Linked DNA regions of Homo sapiens: region 2 is linked to region 1. A link is a loop called in an ENCODE intact Hi-C map of the cell type or tissue named here. Cell type or tissue: HepG2. All regions are shown on one strand. Region 1 overlaps RARS2 (arginyl-tRNA synthetase 2, mitochondrial). Region 2 overlaps RARS2 (arginyl-tRNA synthetase 2, mitochondrial).

Region 1 (5,000 bases):
AACTAATATATTTTTTTTATTTAGAATTCACATTAGTGATTCAGGAAAACATTTGCAATAAGCTTTAGACAATATATCAAAAAGCCTTTCCACTTATATTGAAAAGTAATTTCTTTTTTTTTCTTTCTTTTTTTTTTTTTCGTGATGGGGTCTTGCCCTGTTGCCCAGGCTGGAGTGCAGTGGCGTGATCTCAGCTCACTGCAACCTCTGCCTCCCGGGTTCAAATGATTCTCCTGCCTCAGCCTCCTGAGTAGCTGGGATTACAGGTGTGCACTACCACGCCCAGCTAATTTTTTTGTATTTTTGCTAGAGACGGGGTTTCACCATGTTGGCCAGGCTGGTCTCAAACTCCTGACCTTGTGATCCGCCCACCTTGGCCTCACAAAATGCTGGGATTACAGGTGTGAGCCACCACGCCCAGGCAAAAAGTAATTTCTTATGGTAAAAGTTAACAAGTGTTAAATCTGAATCATGGATATGAGGGTGTCATCATTTACTTTTACCTATTTAAATAATACTTTTAAAGGTAACTTATCAGGCTTCCTTTTAGATTTAAATTATTTGAATAGACTTTATTATCTAACAGTATCTCTAAGCATATTAACCTTTTTTTTTGCTATAGAAGGTTTTATTAATAGAACTTGACTCATTGCATATTGCCTATTAATATGGCTTTTGTAACCATAGCCATTCTTATGAAATGTAAGGGCAGCCTCTTATAAGAGATAAATATCATGCCAATAAAATATGGATTAGCCTGTATCCTAGCACTGACATTAAAAAAGGTTACATAGGCCAGGTGCAGTGGCTCACACCTGCAATCCTAGCACTTTGGGAGGCTGAGGCAGGTGGATTGCCTGAGCTCAAAAGTTTGAGACCAGCCTCAGCAACGTGGCAAAACTGCATCTCTACTTAAAAAAAAAAATACAAATAATTAGCTGGGCATGGTGATGCATGCTTGTAATCCCAGCTACTCAGGAGGCCGAGGGACGAGAATCGCTTGAACCCAGGAGGTGGAGGTTGCAGTGAGCTGAGATCACACCACTGCACTCCAGCCTGGGCAACAGAGCGAGACTCTGTCTCAAAAAAAAAAAAAAAAAACAAAACAGTTACATAATAACACAAATAGTATAAAAATTTCTTTAAGTTCAAAATGGCCTCCAAAGGTTCTATTTCAGTATTTCTACCTTGCCCCTTTCTAGCAGGATTTAAGGTAATTACAGTGATGGGCATTTAATAAAAGAAAAATAGTGAGGGGTTAGTGTATCACTAGATAATTTACGTAATAGTTTTGACCCTGAGCTTCCCCATATCAGTAGGCAAAAAAAAATTTTTTTAAATAGGACAAGATCAAAGCACCGATTCAATGAGTGATAATGTTTACTTGCTCTCATTTTTAAAAACATGGAATTAGTATCTATTCCTCAAGACACAATGTTTTTCCTAACTTTAGAGTCTCCAATTTCTCAACTTTAAGTAAATAATTCAAGACTAAATTCTCATCATATGTAGGGATATTTATGCAGTTGAAGTTTTTATTTTATGAAAAATTGCGTTCAAGATTTCATCATTGTTTTAAGTTACATTTCTTTTTCCAGGGAATGTTACTGTTATGGCTAGTATGAATTTTGTTCCTTAATAACATTTATATGTAAGAAATAGTTTTTAAATGATAAGAAAATCTGATTCCAGCTATCACTTGTAAGAGTCAGTGTAAGTCATTGAATTTCCCACCTACTAAATCATGCAAAGTTCCCCAGGCTCTTATGTGTCTCCTAGGACAGTCCTAGAGGACTCTTCTTGTCTTCAGTGCACACTGGTCTCTTACATGTTTAGTATCCCAGCCTGTGTGATGCTTGGAGGCATGCAGCTCTTCTTGTGTGACAAACATTAGCTGGTGGTCCTTGCCCTGTCCACAGGTCTAGAGACAAGATCGCTATGTAGACACACCGTGAACCATTTCCCACTGTGGGCCTGCACCACCCCAGGGGCTTCCTAGCTTCTGCTCTTCTGGAAGTCTTCCCCATCTCCTCCCCATTCCAGGTAATTCTCCTTTCCTCTATCCTGGCAGTTTCTCCACTTGGCCATTGCTCCCTGCTGTCCCTTCCCAACACTGCTTGCTTTTCTACTCTCTCTCTGCTTATTTGGGACAGCACTACAGTGTGTCATTGTCCTCTTAGTCTTCCTCTTAGAATGAGTTTTGAAATACCTAGCAAGAACAAAGTACACATTAATAGCTGAGTAAATATCTGACACCATTGAAATGTGCAAAAAATACTTTTATCAGCATGAGAAATGTTAACATTTATTAGGTGCTTGTGTGTGGTGCTCTACAAGGAGTTAATAATTATCATCCCTGAATAAAGATGTAAGATATAATGAATGTGGTTATGTATATACATAGAGTAAAAGTAGGAGATTCTAAATATGAAAAGATTAATGGAAGGTGAAATACAGTTTATATCCTACTACTAATGTATTAAGGAGGAGAAATTTGATAACTCATGAAATAGCTCAAGTTAGTTATTTTTTTACCTACCACATTTTGGCTTTATTATTAACTGTTTGCAGTATTGATACATTCAATTTTAATTATATAAACACATTTGAATGTCTTTAATTTTTCATTTCATGTTCGGAATCAACTAGCAGCTAAGAAATTTCTGATCAGTGAAACAGCATTAAACATAATGAAGTTGTTCAAATTATAATCATGAATATTTTTACATGTTCTTTTCTAAACTAGGTAAAAATTCAGTGCATTTTAAGATGACATAAATATATGAAAAAAGGGTCTGTGGTTTCTAAGTTTTGCTAACCATCCTTAGCAGTTATTCTCAGTATTTCTAAGATAAGCATGGCTAGAAGTGGGGTTAGAGCCCCACATCAAGGAGTTAAACTGTGCCCATGTGGCTAATGGTATTCTAGGATCAAATTTAAAGGGATAAGAAAGGCTTATCATACTACTTTTAATTTTCATGCTTAGTTCTTTATATTTGGGCAGATCAGCCCAAGAGCTTACTGTAATTATCTGAGTTAAATTCAAAATAAAATGTTACGCTATTTGGCAGGCCCAACATCTAGAAATAGTGAAAAGGGAATGTTAATTTTTTTTAAGGAAGTCTGAGACATTTAGTTTATTCCCTAAAGGAAACACAACTGGTTTTTGTGTTTTCTTCTAAGAGAAAAATTGTGTTTCCATCCTCAAAAACTTTACTAAGCCATGCTGCCTTATTATGAAGCCCAAATTTAAAATTGCCTTTTTATCTCTTTGTGTCTAAATTTAGCCTTAAAAGGAAGATATCTTCAAAATGCGTACTTTCCAAGGGTTAATTAAAAAGGTACATGGTAACTGTTTAGTTTTATATTGTGCATTTATAGGTATATTGGGAAGTGCTTATTAAAGCTCTTCTCTTTGATAGTGTCAGTTGATTTTCACTAATGTTTGTTTTATAAGTACATATTGCGGAAATACTAAGAATATTCACGTTTTAAGGGCTTTTTGTTTTAATTATTTCTATTTTTTAAGAAAGAGAAGATTCTGGTGAAGTTTTTTCTAAAATAGTCATATCATAATGCATAATAGATTTTTAAATGTTTGGTTATTTGAGTTTAAAGTCCTAGATTTAAAAACAAAGAAACTTCACCCTGAAGAAAGGCTTTATGAAAAAAAAAAGAAACTAAACTCTTTTGTGAAAATAAAGACATTTTGCATGTGTTTGCTTATAACTTGTGTGCACATGTATGTATGTGTGTGAGATAGAATCAGAAACCACTTGTGAATATATATTTATGTTTTTAACATCTGTATACTGGACCGTTAAGCAGTTGTCAATGGCTGTGTCATTCAAAAGTCAAGAAGTCCGCAGTTTACTATCTTATGGGGACCCTTTTTGTTTTCCCATACTTTACCAAAGTCTTCTTTGTTTTCTAACTGACATTGTATGTGTTGTTCTGGACTTACTAATAGGACTACATAAACATCACCTTTTTATGATGTGTCAGGTATCCTAAGACCACTCCTCCCCCCGATTCTGTGATTCACGCAGAGGACTCACAGAACTCAGCATAGTCTTACTTGTGGCTATGATTTATTACAGTGAAGGGATACAAAGCAAAATCAGCAGAGGGAAAAGGCATATATGGGGTAAAGTCCAGAGGAAACCAGGCTTTCCAGACTCCCAAATTTTCCCAGTGGAGTCACACAAGGTGCACATACTTCCAGCAGCAAATTATGAGAATACATGTGAAATGTCCACTGGCAAAAGTTCATTAGATACCCTGTGTCCAAGGTTTTTATTGAGAGTTGGTCATGTAGGTACCCTCTGCTTAGAATGTCCTAAATCCCAAACTCCCAGAAGGAAAGCAGAAGTTCAGCCTAAGCTGTACTGTTTGCATCCACAGTGTAGGCACAATGACCACTTTTATCAGTTAAGTTGGTGGAGACATTCCCAAAAATCTAAGTTAATAGATGCCAGCCAGTGGCCAACCTTGCAAGCAGGATGTTTTAAATATAACAGTATCAGACCTGCTAGTTAACTCTTTTCTAGGGGGAAAAAAAAAGGTAATTTTAACTTTATTTAGCAGTATTTATTTATTTAAGTCTGTCATTCCAGTAATTAACATAGATCATCTATGAAAGGTGAAACGTTTTTACCTTGAGAGATGTTTAATGCCCTGTCCCATTTGTTGGTAGTATCTAGTGGGTATAAGCCAATGTGTCCTCCAGCAATAAAATCATTTTTTCCTATCCAAATACTGCTGTCCGGATGTTTTGATAATAACATTGTAAGGGTTTAGAAGCCTTATTTTTTCATAGTTTATTCACCAATTTTTATTGCTTTCATGAGACTTTAATAGCTTTCTGGAAATAATATAGTAAAGTTATCATTGATGTTTCAACCTGCAGGTGAGTTACAATTTGTAAATATTTGTCCATATGTATAACTTCAGTACTACTTGAACTATAATATTAATATTTTAATGTCATTTATTAACAT
Region 2 (5,000 bases), 49 kb before region 1:
TGATGGGGTGTTTGTTTCCATTCTTGCCCTCCCTCCAGTTCATTCTCCATGTATCAAGAAAGGTGACATCTAAATTGTGAATCAAATCATATCACTTATCTTTCTTTGTTGCACGAGTCTCTACCAGAACCTTAACTTCTTCAACTTCCATTCATGCCCCATTCTATCATTTTTGTAGGAACCTAGCTACAATGTTAATTTGTTTTTCTAACATAGCAGGGTCTTTCCATTCCCATTGCGTAGATTATTCCTTGTGCCTAAAAGAAATGCATTTTATACTATCACTCTTTATGCACGATGAAAGTTTCATGAAACAATACTTATTTATACTGTATTCTGTCCTGTTTTATACGTATTTTTTAAGACTGGTGGTTGGGACTCAACAGAATTTATTTTTATTTTTATTTATTTATTTATTTATTTTGAGATGGAGTCTTGCTCAGTCGTCCGGGCTAGAGTGCAATGGCGTGATCTCTGCTCACTGCAAGCTCCGCCTCCTGGGTTCACGCCATTCTCCCACCTCAGCCTCCCGAGTAGCTGGGACTACAGGTGCCCGCCACCACACCCGGCTAAATTTTTTTGTATTTTTAGTAGAGACGGGGTTTCACCGTGTTAGCCAGGATGGTCTCGATCTCCTGACCTCATGATCCACCCATCTCAGCCTCCCAAAGTGCCGGGATTACAGGCGTGAGCCACCGCGCCAGGCAAAGGAATTTATTTCTAACTGGCAACCTATAATTTGAAAAGTGTGTCCTCTAGTTCTCTTAGTCCCTTGTTTGCTTCTATGATGACAATAATAAGAGTAATTGTTTTGTTTTACTTGTTTTAGTGTCTGTTTCCTCTATAAGCTTCATGAAGACAGAACATGTCTTATTCACTCTTATTTCCTCAGCACCAGCAAAGTGCCCGAAACATAAGTGTTTAATGTGTATTTGAAGAATGAATACCTGAGTATCTCTGTTGTGATCTCATATAAAATATGCAGCTTCACTGAATGAGTTCATAATTTTAAATCTATGGAGATGACGTGGTGTGGTGGCTAAAGGAACTCCATCTTGGATGCTAATCTGCCATGTTGACTTTTGATTATCCCCAGTTCCAGGAATACCTGTAAGATTTCTATTTTATCTACTGTTTATAGTACTTAAGGGCAGGATTTCTATTTTATTTACTGTTTATAGTACTTAAGGACAGGATTTATAATTCTTGCCCTTAAGCAAATGATAGGCTATGACATAGCATTCTTGATTTTTTCTAAGGGGTTGACTTCGGTTGTCTTAGACATCCCTTCTGAAGCATGGTTACCCCTTCTCTATGGTATATACCATAGAGAAGCCCTGGGTCTTGGGGTAGATAACTGCACAAGGATTCATCATCTTGTCTCTTAGCTTCCTGAGATATGACTTCTGTTCATAAATCCATATTAAATGTTTCTTTCTGAGAAGCTGGGTTTGTCAGCTGCTTTCTTCAGTCTCTCAGCATCCTCAGTCTTTTGAGGGTAGATTTGTATAGACCTGCTTACCATGGAGCACTTAATAATGGTGGGAAGGATTAGAATTCTAGCTTCACTATTTGTGTAACTAACTCTTGGCAAGTCAGCTGTAAGATGATGGTTTTGATTCCAAGTTTACAGGATTGCTGCAAGGATTAATAATGATGTTGAAGATTATAATAACTACTATTTATGGGATACCTCACTTGTACGGTGCCGTATTTTGCTTTGCTTTATAGGGCTATTAATAAAATGTAATGAGATAAAGATAACAGTGCTTAATGTCAGGAGTTGCAAAGGGTCTGTGATTTTACCCTCTTAAGTTTCTACCACTGTTCCATGGATGGTAGCAGAAAACATCAGACCCCTGAATGAGGGAAAAGGATTTTACTATTCATAGCAATAGCAGTAGCCACAGTATCAACATATTTTGTGTGTCAATTTCCCAAGTTCTTTTTCTTCCCATGCCGCAATGTGAAGATAATACCTCTATATAAGCTGTGTACTGTGTTACAGGAGAGAAACCTTGAGTCTTTTATAATGGGCAGTAAGCATGCCTGCCCTTTGCTCTGGAGTGAGGAACCATCTTTATCTTACAAATCTGTATCCTTGAAAGATAGTCCAGAACAAAGGCAATTTGTGTCTTGTTTACATACGCAGAAATGTTGGAGTCCCACGAGGATTTGTCGCTCAACACTAAGCACAGTGGTATATTGTGCTTAGTGGTACACATACAATGTACAGTACTTGAAATTTTCATTTCATCATCTCAGTCATGCCATTGCTATTTGTATTGTATCCTTATTTTACAGAAAAGGACACTGAGATTCAGGAACATGAAAGGAATAACCTAAGGTCACTCAGCTATAAAATTCTAGAGTTGAACTACTAACCTAGCTATTTGCCTCAAAGCCAGAATTCTTTGTATTCTATATGTAGAGTTAAATTTGTAAAATGGCCAGTACGTGTCTGGCTCCGAAATAATGATGGAATGTAGATTTGTCTCCCTTTCTTACTTGCTTTTCATTTTGCTCATTAAACTTAAATTCAGCTGGTTCTGTTTTTTTTTTTTTTGAGACGCAGTTTTGTTCTTGTTGCCCAGGCTGGAGTGCAATGGCACAATCTCGGCTCACCGCAACCTCCACCTCCCAGGTTCAAGCGATTCTCCTGCCTCAGCCTCCCAGGTAGCTGGGATTACAGGTATATGCCACCACACCCAGCTAATTTTGTATTTTTAGTAGAGATGGGGTTTCTCCATTTTGGTCAGTCTGGTCTCAAACTCCCGACCTCAGGTGATCTGCATGCTTCGGCCTCGCAAAGTGCTGGGATTACAGGCAAGAGCCACCATTCCTGGCTCAGCTAGTTCATTTTAATTTTGTATACTTTTAATTTTGAAATAATTTCAGACTTATAAAAAGTTGTGATAATAGTACCAACAACTCCATATCCTCTTTATCTAGATTCAGCAGTTATTAACATTTTGCCACATTTCCTTCATCGTTCTGTATAACTTTTTCCTGTGTCATTTGAGAGTAGGTTTCATACATAATGCTCCTTTACCTCTTAATATGTAATTGTTTATTTCCTAAGAACAAGGCTTGTTTTACATGACCATAGTACAGTTATCAGATTCATATAATATTGATAAAATGCTTTAACTTACAGTCCATATTCCAGTCTTGTTGATTTTTTTCCCCATATAGGATCACAAATTGCATTTAGTTTCTTGTAACTGGTACATTTTAAGTAGCTTTACGCTCTCGTTATTAACTTACATCTGCATAGCTTGATAGAGGAGCTACCCTGCTAATGGTGAGCAGGAAGACCGGCTTTCTTGACTCTGCTGATGAGTTTATTATCAAATTTCAGGTGTGGCCTCAAGAAGCAATTAAACTAGTTGTCTAATTGTTGTCATTTAGTCCTGAGGTGCAATATGTATGTTGGGCAGATATTCATCCACATTAAGGTAAACAGCAGGACTGACTGAATTATCTACGTTTGTACTGTTCTTTGCTTCCAATCTATTCTCACAGACCCACCAGCATTCCATTCTGCTTAGAAGCACAAGTTGTATAATAATAACCATACTATAGCAAAAAACAAACAAAAAAACTATCATCAGAGCAAACAGGCAACCTACAGAGTAGCATAGAATTTTCACAATCTATCTGACAAAGGTCTAATATCCAGAACCTACAAGGAACTTAAAACAACCCCATTAAAAAGTGGGCAAAGGACATGAACAGACACTTCTCAGAAGAAGACATTTATGTGGCCACAAACATTCGAAAAAAAGCTCAACATCACTGATCGTTAGAGAACTGTAAATCAAAACCACAATGAGATACCATCTCATGCCAGTCAGAATGGTGATCATTAAAAAATCAAGAAACAACAGATGCTGGTGAGATTGTGGAGAAATAGGAACACTTTTACACTGTTGGTGGAAATGTAAATTAGTTCAGCCATTGTGGAAGACAGTGTCATGGTTCCTCAAAGATCTAGTACCAGAAATATCATCTGGCCCAGCAATCCCATTGCAGGGTATATACCCAAAGGAATATAAATCATTCTGCTACAAAGATACATGCATGTGGATGTTCACTGCAGCACTATTCACAATAGCAAAGACATGGAATCAACCCAAATGCCCATCAATGATAGACTGGATAAAGAAAATGTGGTTGGTACATATACACCATGGAATACTGTGCAACCGTAAAAAGGAACGAGATCATGTCCTTTGCAGGGACATGAATGGAGCCAGAAACCATTATTCTCAGCAAACTAATGCAGGAACAAAAAACCAAACACTGCACATTGTCCCTTGTAAGTGTGAGCTGAACAATGAGAACACATGGCCATGGGGAGGGGAAGAACACACACCAGCGTTTGTTGGGGGTGGGGTGGGAAGAGTGAGAGCTTTAGGAAAAATAGCTAATGCTTGTGGTGCTTAATACCTAGGTGATGGGTTGATAGGTGCAGCAAACCACCATGGCACACATTTGTCTATGTAACCTGCACATCCTGCACATGTACCCCGGAACTTAATTTTTAAAAAGAACCATGCTAAATTTATTATAGTCATAATTTGCCTTCCAAATTGTTTGGGATATTCTCTTCTAAGCCCCAAAGTTTTAATTCTTACTTTGTTTGCTTCTTGTTTGTGTCTTGAAACTAATGCAGACCTGTTCCTGAGGAAAATTTCTGCAAATTTGGGAGGGCTTCTGCACTGGTCTTGGTGGCAAACCTACAGTGCCTGACTTGGTAGTGTTGGAGAATCAGAAGTGAGGAACAACTGGGGTAATTGCCTTTTTAGACTCATGGCCTATAGATTATGTTAATGTGGATAAAAATACAGAGCTAATCTTCATAAGATGATGTCAGTTTTGCCACCTGAATGTCTGGTTGCTAAAGATATGGATCCCTTTTTCATTAGCAAAATTAGGTTTTTATGCAATTTTCACAGATTTTGATCCTGAACCTGGCAAGTTTAGCTCCTAGCTGA

Evidence for each region. Peaks named below come from ENCODE experiments on the same cell type or tissue, not always from the same donor. Only the 100,000 strongest peaks of a DNase experiment are listed, where the experiment ranks them.
Region 2: it touches region 1 in a loop (3-fold over the local background); 3 of 110 quality-filtered maps call a loop at or near these places.

The regions. Positions count from the first base shown.
Region 1 is chr6:87,531,778-87,536,777 of GRCh38, reverse strand. All of the region lies in intron 8 of RARS2 (arginyl-tRNA synthetase 2, mitochondrial), which reads left to right. Among named protein-coding and RNA genes, the nearest start is that of RARS2, 56 kb to the left of the region's middle. In HepG2, no CTCF peak of the experiment used is centred here; DNase peaks (open chromatin) are centred at 1,317 and 2,167.
Region 2 is chr6:87,581,156-87,586,155 of GRCh38, reverse strand. All of the region lies in intron 1 of RARS2 (arginyl-tRNA synthetase 2, mitochondrial), which reads left to right. Among named protein-coding and RNA genes, the nearest start is that of RARS2, 6.3 kb to the left of the region's middle. In HepG2, no CTCF peak of the experiment used is centred here; a DNase peak (open chromatin) is centred at 2,125.